2 separate regions of the Mus musculus genome follow, and region 2 is linked to region 1. A link is a contact called in ENCODE POLR2A ChIA-PET data. All regions are on one chromosome and are shown on one strand. The core of a region is the stretch at or near the end of the contact, and the rest is flanking DNA. Distances in the headings are between cores, read along the strand shown.

Evidence for each region. ChIA-PET counts read pairs that join two places held with the same protein, here RNA polymerase II (POLR2A).
Region 2: POLR2A ChIA-PET joins it to region 1 with 12 read pairs in Patski. The contact joins the promoter of Ankrd54 here to the enhancer-like site in region 1. POLR2A ChIA-PET finds 5 or more read pairs at or near these places in 2 of 5 experiments (Patski and embryonic stem cell).

What each region holds. Positions count from the first base shown.
Region 1 is chr15:78,987,348-78,990,797 of GRCm38, forward strand. It overlaps Triobp (TRIO and F-actin binding protein), which reads left to right. Exons shown (of 25, transcript NM_001039156.1): 13 at 545-601. Among named protein-coding and RNA genes, the nearest start is that of Mir6956, 13 kb to the right of the region's middle. Within about 2 kb of position 1,349, at least 3 of the 3 ENCODE cell types and tissues checked have a DNase peak (open chromatin) inside an H3K27ac peak, as active enhancers do.
Region 2 is chr15:79,061,029-79,064,748 of GRCm38, forward strand. Ankrd54 (ankyrin repeat domain 54) reads right to left here and starts at 1,831. Exons shown (of 8, transcript NM_144849.1): 1 at 1,445-1,831; 2 at 136-183. The coding sequence starts at 1,769.

The DNA.
Region 1 (3,450 bases), core at 99-2,598:
GTAGGGCTTGCCAGGATTGAGGTGCTATGGCCTGTCTAAGGAGACGTAAGGGGAAGAGGCCTTAGAATATCTGCCCTCAGCCTGGCCTGGCTCAACCTTTCAGGGTCTCTAGGAGATGAGGGAAGGGTAGGAGTGGTGGCCTGGACAGAACATTGGGTTGTGTTCCGCGTGGCCCACCTAGATCTTACCGAAGAGGACTAGGCTATTTCTCGAGGCTGCTCTCTGGATTCCCTGGGGCTCTCTTTATAGGAAAAGTTCCTTTTGTCTCTCCCTCTCCCCATCTTGGGTAGGGCCGGGGAGCTTGGACACCTGGGGAGGGGGAGATGCTGGGGGAAAGGTCTAAGGCTGTCTCAGTGGCGGGGAGTCTGCTTGGTTTGGGGGTAGGTGAGGAGAGTTAAGTTCTCTGGGTCCTTTGCCCTCGCCGTTGGTCTCCCAGGACCTCAGTGTCACCAGGACTACGACAGGATGACTGTCGCATTCCCTTCTAGCAGCCCCGTCGGCTTTCACACTGAGTCTGACCATTTGCCTTCTCATCTTCCTGTAGCCCGATCTGCTCAACTTCAAGAAAGGATGGATGTCAATCTTGGATGAGCCTGGAGAGGTAGGAGACTGGAGGGGAGGGACTGGCCGGGCTGATGCAGGGCTTCCGTGGAGAGGCTCTTGGGGTGGGTAAAGGGGTCCGATGGGAGGGCCAGTGAAAACCCTAATGGAGTTGAATTTCTGGTCGAGGGAGAGGCTTAGTGAATGCTTAGGAGGGACAGGTTGCTGGCTCTAGGCTTCCTCATGAGTCTTAACATGTGAGGCACAGGGTGGAGCCTCCCTGCCATGCACGCTCCAGATCCCATCTTTAGCTCTCGACAGGAGTATCTTGGCTCTCCTTCCTCATGACAATGCTTGACAGGAGTCTGAGGGTCTGGGGTGAAGGCTTCCCGAGTTGTACCTGAGTTGTACCAACTTCCAGACAGTACAGAGTAGGGCACAGGACACAGGCCAGACCTGTCGGTGGAACCACAGCCTCAGTCAGCAGATCTGTGACATGGGTATGATGGAGAACAGAGTCACTCACAGAGGTGACTGCGTGAGGAGCCGGAAGCTTCTAAGCTTAGTTCATCACCCCTCCGTCTTTCCAGTCTACTGTGACTGGCCTTGGAAATAGCTGAGGTGGTGCCGTTCACCAGCTCTGCTCTTTCAGCGGCCAGGCAAAGCCGGAGGCTGGGAGCTAAACTGGCTTTCCGCCTACTCTGCCTGCATGTGCCCATGGCTCGGATCTGCATCAGATCTGCATGCGGTCCGCATGCTGGGCAGGGCTCAGAGCCAAGGGGAATCGCATTGTGTTTCCTGCCCACGCGCTTTAATTCCCCGCAGCCTTCTGTCCCCGCTGCCTGCTTGCCATCCCTTAGTGGCTGCTGGCCAGGCTCACACAAGGCCTGGCGCCCTGCCAGTGACCCCTTTCTGGCCTCCCTACCCCAAGTCCCTGGAGGGCAGAGGGATTATGGGCACCACCCAGAACTGGCCATTACTCATGCTCTTTCACTGGGTTTTGGAATGTCCAAACTGGAAGGGCCTTGGGAGGGCAGCCAGCCCCAGCCCCTCATGTACAGATGGGAGTCGGAGCCACAAGAGTGAGCTCTCTTCCAGGCTGAGTGATACCCTGGGCAGCCCAGGCCTAGAACCTGGGGCCCTCAGAGCTTCATCCATCTTCTGTTACAATTAGGGACAGAGCTGACCTAGACAACCAAGAAACCATTATCCATAGAACCCTCCTCACTTCACAGAGACACTTGAGTTCCCAAGTGGTACCTTAGTCCACTCCAGGAGCAAGATTGTTTTAAGAGTGCCAGGCAGTGGTGGCACACGCCTTTAATCCCAGCACTTGGGAGACAGAGGCAGGCGGATTTCTGAGTTCAAGGCCAGCCTGGTCTACAAAGTGAGTTCCAGAACAGCCAGGGCTACACAGAGAAACCCTGTCTCGGGCGGGGAGGAGGGAGCAGGTTGGGTGGGGGGAACGACAGATAACCTGTAGCCTGACCCAAAATCTAGACTTCTTGCCATTCCCAGTGTAGAGTCAGAACAGTGAAGGCTGGGGAGGTGGTGACCCTTGCTGAGAGACACATGGCAAGGCAACACTCACACTCTGGGCATTTGGTGCTTAAACCCTGTTTCTCAGGGGAGACCCCTGGGAAGAAGTAGAAAGCATCACCCTCAAATGCTAGAAACCGTATCATGTCCCTATGGGATAAAAATAGGAAATAGCCTAGGCAGGGTTGTGGTGTTGGGGGAGCCCCAAGAGGGCTGCACCAGGACACACTGATCCAGCAGTGGGCTGATGGCAACTAGGATCCCAGGAAAGTGGCCAGCAGTCGTCTGAGACACACATGAGATGCTCGGCTGCCTGTCCCTTTCCCATGTGGCTTCCCAGCCTAAAAGAGGTACTGCAGGGACTCACACTGCGGAATCACAAATGTGAGGGTTAACCAATGCACTCTCACACCGGAACATGTGTGTAACCAGCCCGCAGCACAGATGGGGGAGCAACACTCAGTTGCCTGCCCCAGGCCTCTTTCTAGTCCTTCTGTCTGAGAGGCCTTTGTCCTTGACCCTGTGTCAGGCCAGCACGCAGAGAAAGACTTGCAGAGGTCTGGCCCCACTTAGTCACTGCCCCTGTAGGCATTTAACTTCACAGAGCCTGTACCTTCCTTCATCGGCACTGGAGAAAGGCACGTGCTATGCTGAGCTCTGATATCTTGAGTGGTCCTGAATGAGCTTCAAATACTTCAGTTGATAGAATGGTTGCCTACCAGGCAAGACTCTGGCCTTGATGCCCAGCATCATATAATACAGGCATGATGGTGCATGCCTGTAATTCTAGTGCCCAGGAGGTTGAAGGCTGGATGATCAGAAGAAGTTCAGGGTCAAGGCAGAAAGACAGCCGCTAAAGCGCTTGCCGTGGCGAGCTTGGTGGCCTGAGTTGATTCCAGGAATCTAAGAAGGGTAAAGGTGAAGGGAAGAGAACGGTCTCCACAGAGTTGTCCTCTAACACACACTCGAACATGCCATACATGTACCCACCCATATGCTTACATGCGCGCGGGCACACATACACACACACACACACACACACACTACCACACAATACCCATCCACACACTCTGACCCACACGTGCACTGCCGCACACGTACCCACCCACAACCTGATCATCCTGGCTCTATTACAAGTTGAAAGCCAGCCTGAGCTACATGCAACCCTGTATCAAAGAACAGTCAGCCAGCCAGAGAAAAGCTGCGCACTGGGGCCACAGAAGGCCTGGTTACCGAGGAGGGAACAATCCATTTCCCAGCCTCCGTCTGCTTGGCTTCAGATCTGATCTGCCCTTCACATCCTTAGCTATAAGAACGGGCAAAGGGTGGACAAGCACACACAGGCTCCTTCCTTCCCTAAACCTTTCCCTC
Region 2 (3,720 bases), core at 581-3,080, 74 kb after region 1:
GTGACGTCAGAGTCAAGGAGTAAGTGTAGTGAGCCTGCTCCAGGGGAGTGAGGGCGAGCTGGCTGACAGCCCGGGGACGTAGGGCTTGGCTTTTTCCTTCCCCATCCACCCATAGGTCCGCCTGGGCACACTCACCTGTTTCTACGTCGTTGGCATTGGCAGAGTCCCTCAGCCTCTTCAGAGCTATAGAGAGAGAAATGACAGTTTAAAAAACAAAACAAAACAAAACAAAACAAAAACCAGAACAAAACAGAAGGTGCATGGCTCCCTAGCCTCTCCTCAGCTCCACCTTCAGTCCCGGCTGAAGCAAAGGCGTCTGGATAGAACACACTGGCCCAGCAACAAGGAGAAACTGGATCGGGGCCATGGAGAGGCCACTTTCTGTAGCAAATCTGACTTCTGGAGCCAGATCTAATTGCTGCCACTTGTGGTAGCTGGCGACCTTGAGCAAGCCAGGTACTTATCCTGGGTCTCAGTCTATTATCTATAATACAAAGCTGAACTGTCCTGTCAGCTCCAAGCTGTTATAACGAAATTTGAGATTAATTTTTTTTAAGACAGAAAGGGTGTGAGGGTTTATTTAGTCCTTTCTGAGCTGATCACAGTCAACCTCTATGATCTGACTTCAAAGCAGGTCACTCCTAAACAACTTACCAAACTTGATAATTCCTAACCAGAAACCTTCCCTCTTTCAAAGGCATCGCCTCTATTTGAGAACTAACAGGAAGCAATACCTTAGCTGTTAGAAAGTGACCCAAAAAGTTGCAAACTAGATATAACAATTGCATGTCCAATATACCACTGTTTTGTTTTGTTTCAAATTCTCTTTTAATTTTTATAACACCAGTATACCAGGTCAAACGATGTTAGGTGTAAAAAGAAACCTTAAAACTTTCCATTCTTGCCAAGCTGTGGTGGCGCACGCCTTTATTCCCAGCACTTGGGAGGCAGAGGCTGGCGGATTTCTGAGTTCGAGGCCAGCCTGGTCTACAGAGTGAGTTCCAGGACAGCCAGGGCTACACAGAGAAACCCTGTCTCGAAAGACCAATAAATAAATAAATGTATCAAACAAGTGTTTGGCCCCTCGAAAAAGAAGAATATATGTTCAGAACCCTGCCTAACTTTTAACACCCTAGTAAGGCTGGTAGTGTACCATTCTACAATAGAAAACCGAGACCCTAAGTGACTATAGGTTGCCTACGAGCCAAGTGTGGGGCAGTCTGATTCAGATCTGTGCATTCACACAAGTTGGCTCTGGGCTCCCTCCTCTACTTATAAAAGTATTCTCCATTGTCCCACATTATTGTCTAATAACCACCCTCGGGAGTGTAAAGTTTTTATTCAGGGATGAACAAGTGGATGAAGACACGGTCCTCCGCAGCTCGAACCACTACGATCACTGCGATCACTCACAAGCAACCCCAGGGTTCCTGGCTGAGCTCACCGTGTACCTCCTTGCCGGTGGGCCCGAGCCGACGGTGGGGCCTGGCGGCACGCCTCAACCGCCCGGCGGGAATCTTGCAACGCAGTTCGTCGCGAGGCTCGACGTCCTGCTGCCACAGGACCTGGAGGTAGCGCAGCGAGGACTGGGCCCTGCCCACCGACCGGCCCGGGAGGCCGGCGCCGCTGCCCAGCGAAACGCCGAAGTCCGCGAAAGACACCAGGCCTCCGGCTTCCGCCAAAGGCTCCGGCGCCACCGCGCACTCGCCGTCCGAGCTCGAGCGGCCGGATCGCGACTCGTCGTCCGCGCCCCCGCCGGTGGCTGCCATGGCAACGGCTAGGCGCGGGCCTGGCAGCGCCAGCCTCGCTCCGAACCGACCAACGGACCCGCTTCCCTCCAGGAGAAGCCTCGCTGTCAGCGAACGGACGGGCGGGGCCTGCAACCACAGCAACAGAGTGCGGGCGGGTCGGACCGCGCCAGAGCAACGGACCAATCAGAGTTCGCACAGCCTTCACAGCACAGCCAATCAGGTAAGGAAGGCAGACTACAAGGCGAACACTGGTTTTCGGTAGTATGACTGGCGGACAAAAGAGCCAATCACAAATTAGAGTTGCTTTTGCACTAAGCGGTGTTACTACCAGAGCCAATAAAATAGCTGCGTTCAGGACACTCCTTTCTTCCTTTTCTTCCTGTGATAGCTCCGGAAAGACGAATGGCAAATGCTTTAGCCAATCAAGGTAAGAAGGTCTCCAGCCAATCGGAAAGGAAAGTGAAAAAACCAGAACTACTCTCGTGTAGGTGTGTTTTGAGTCAATGAACTCAAAAAAAAAAAAAAAAAAAAAAAAAAAAAAAAATCCAAACACACTATGATTTGGAGATACCATCACGAAATAGGCGCTAATATCTTCTAACGTAATAGATTTTCCTTTGTCGCGTTCTCTTGCCCTCTCCGGAATCGCTGCTTTACCCAAAAAATTATATTCTATGTAATTATACAAGAGTAACCCTGCAGTAGGCAGATTAACGAAGAGCAATTCCTCAGCCCTGAAAGTCCTACGGATCACTGGCCTGAACTTGACCCAAGGGAGGTACAAGTACACACACACAGCGCATGCAAGTCATTTATACTCTATCAGCTGGTAAATAAAATAGAAAACACTTAGAGAGCAAATAAATACCTGTAACACTACCTTGTGCTAATTAAAGGCCTTGGGTTATAGTCCTGTTCTGCCTACCCCAAGTTTGTGATTTGAGGGCACCTTCTTGGAGTTGGTCTTCTGACCTCAAAGGGTTGGTTTCTCCGTGTAGCCCTGGCTGTACTGAAACTGATTGTGTAGTCCATTAGGTCCCCAGACTCAGAGGTTCACCTGCCTCTGCCTCCTGAGGGCAAGGATTACAGATAGATGGATGGATGGATGGATGGATGGATGGGTGGATTACAGATGGATGGATGGGTAGATACTTCTTTACCTTTTTGTTTGTTTGGGGTTGGTTTTTTTGTTTTGTTTTGTTTTGTTTTGTTTTCTGAAACAGGGTTTCTAAGTGCAGCCTGGCTGAGCCAAAATTTACTCTGTGGACCAGGCTAGCTTCCAACTTACAGAGATCCAACCGCCTCTGCTTCCTTAAAAAATATTTTTTGTTTGTTGTTTGTTTGTTTTGAGACAAGATTTCTCTGCATAGCCCTGGCTGTCCTGGAACTCATGCTGTAGACCAGTCTGGCCTCGAACTCAGAAATCCACCTGCCTCTGCCTCCCAAGTGCCGGGATTGAAGGCGTGAGTCACCATGTCCAGCCTAAAAATATTTTTAATTGAAAAAAATTTTCATACAATAGATTTTGGTCATGCTTTCCTCTTCTCCAACTCCTCTAAGACCCTCCACACCTCCTTACCCACCCACCTTCATGCCCTTCCTTCTCTCATAAAAAACAAAACAAAACAAAACAAACACACATAACAACAAGAACAACAACTCCACAAAATGGCAAAGGACCAATGATACAAAAAATGGCCAAACAACGCAATATAAAACAAAAGTTTGCAAAAACAAAGTTGAGTTCATTTTCTGTTTGTCAACCACTCCTGGGTATAGGGCCCACATGGAAGTATAGTTTATCTATTCCTGAGACATCATTGAAGAACCCAGCCTTTGTGAGTTCATTTGTGTATCAGTCCTTTGTTGGGTGTGGAGAACATTGTTTCCTTGGAGCTATCCATCTCCTCTGGTTCTTTTTATTGTTTTTGCTTTTCAAGATAGGGTTTCCCTGTGTAGCCTTGGCTGG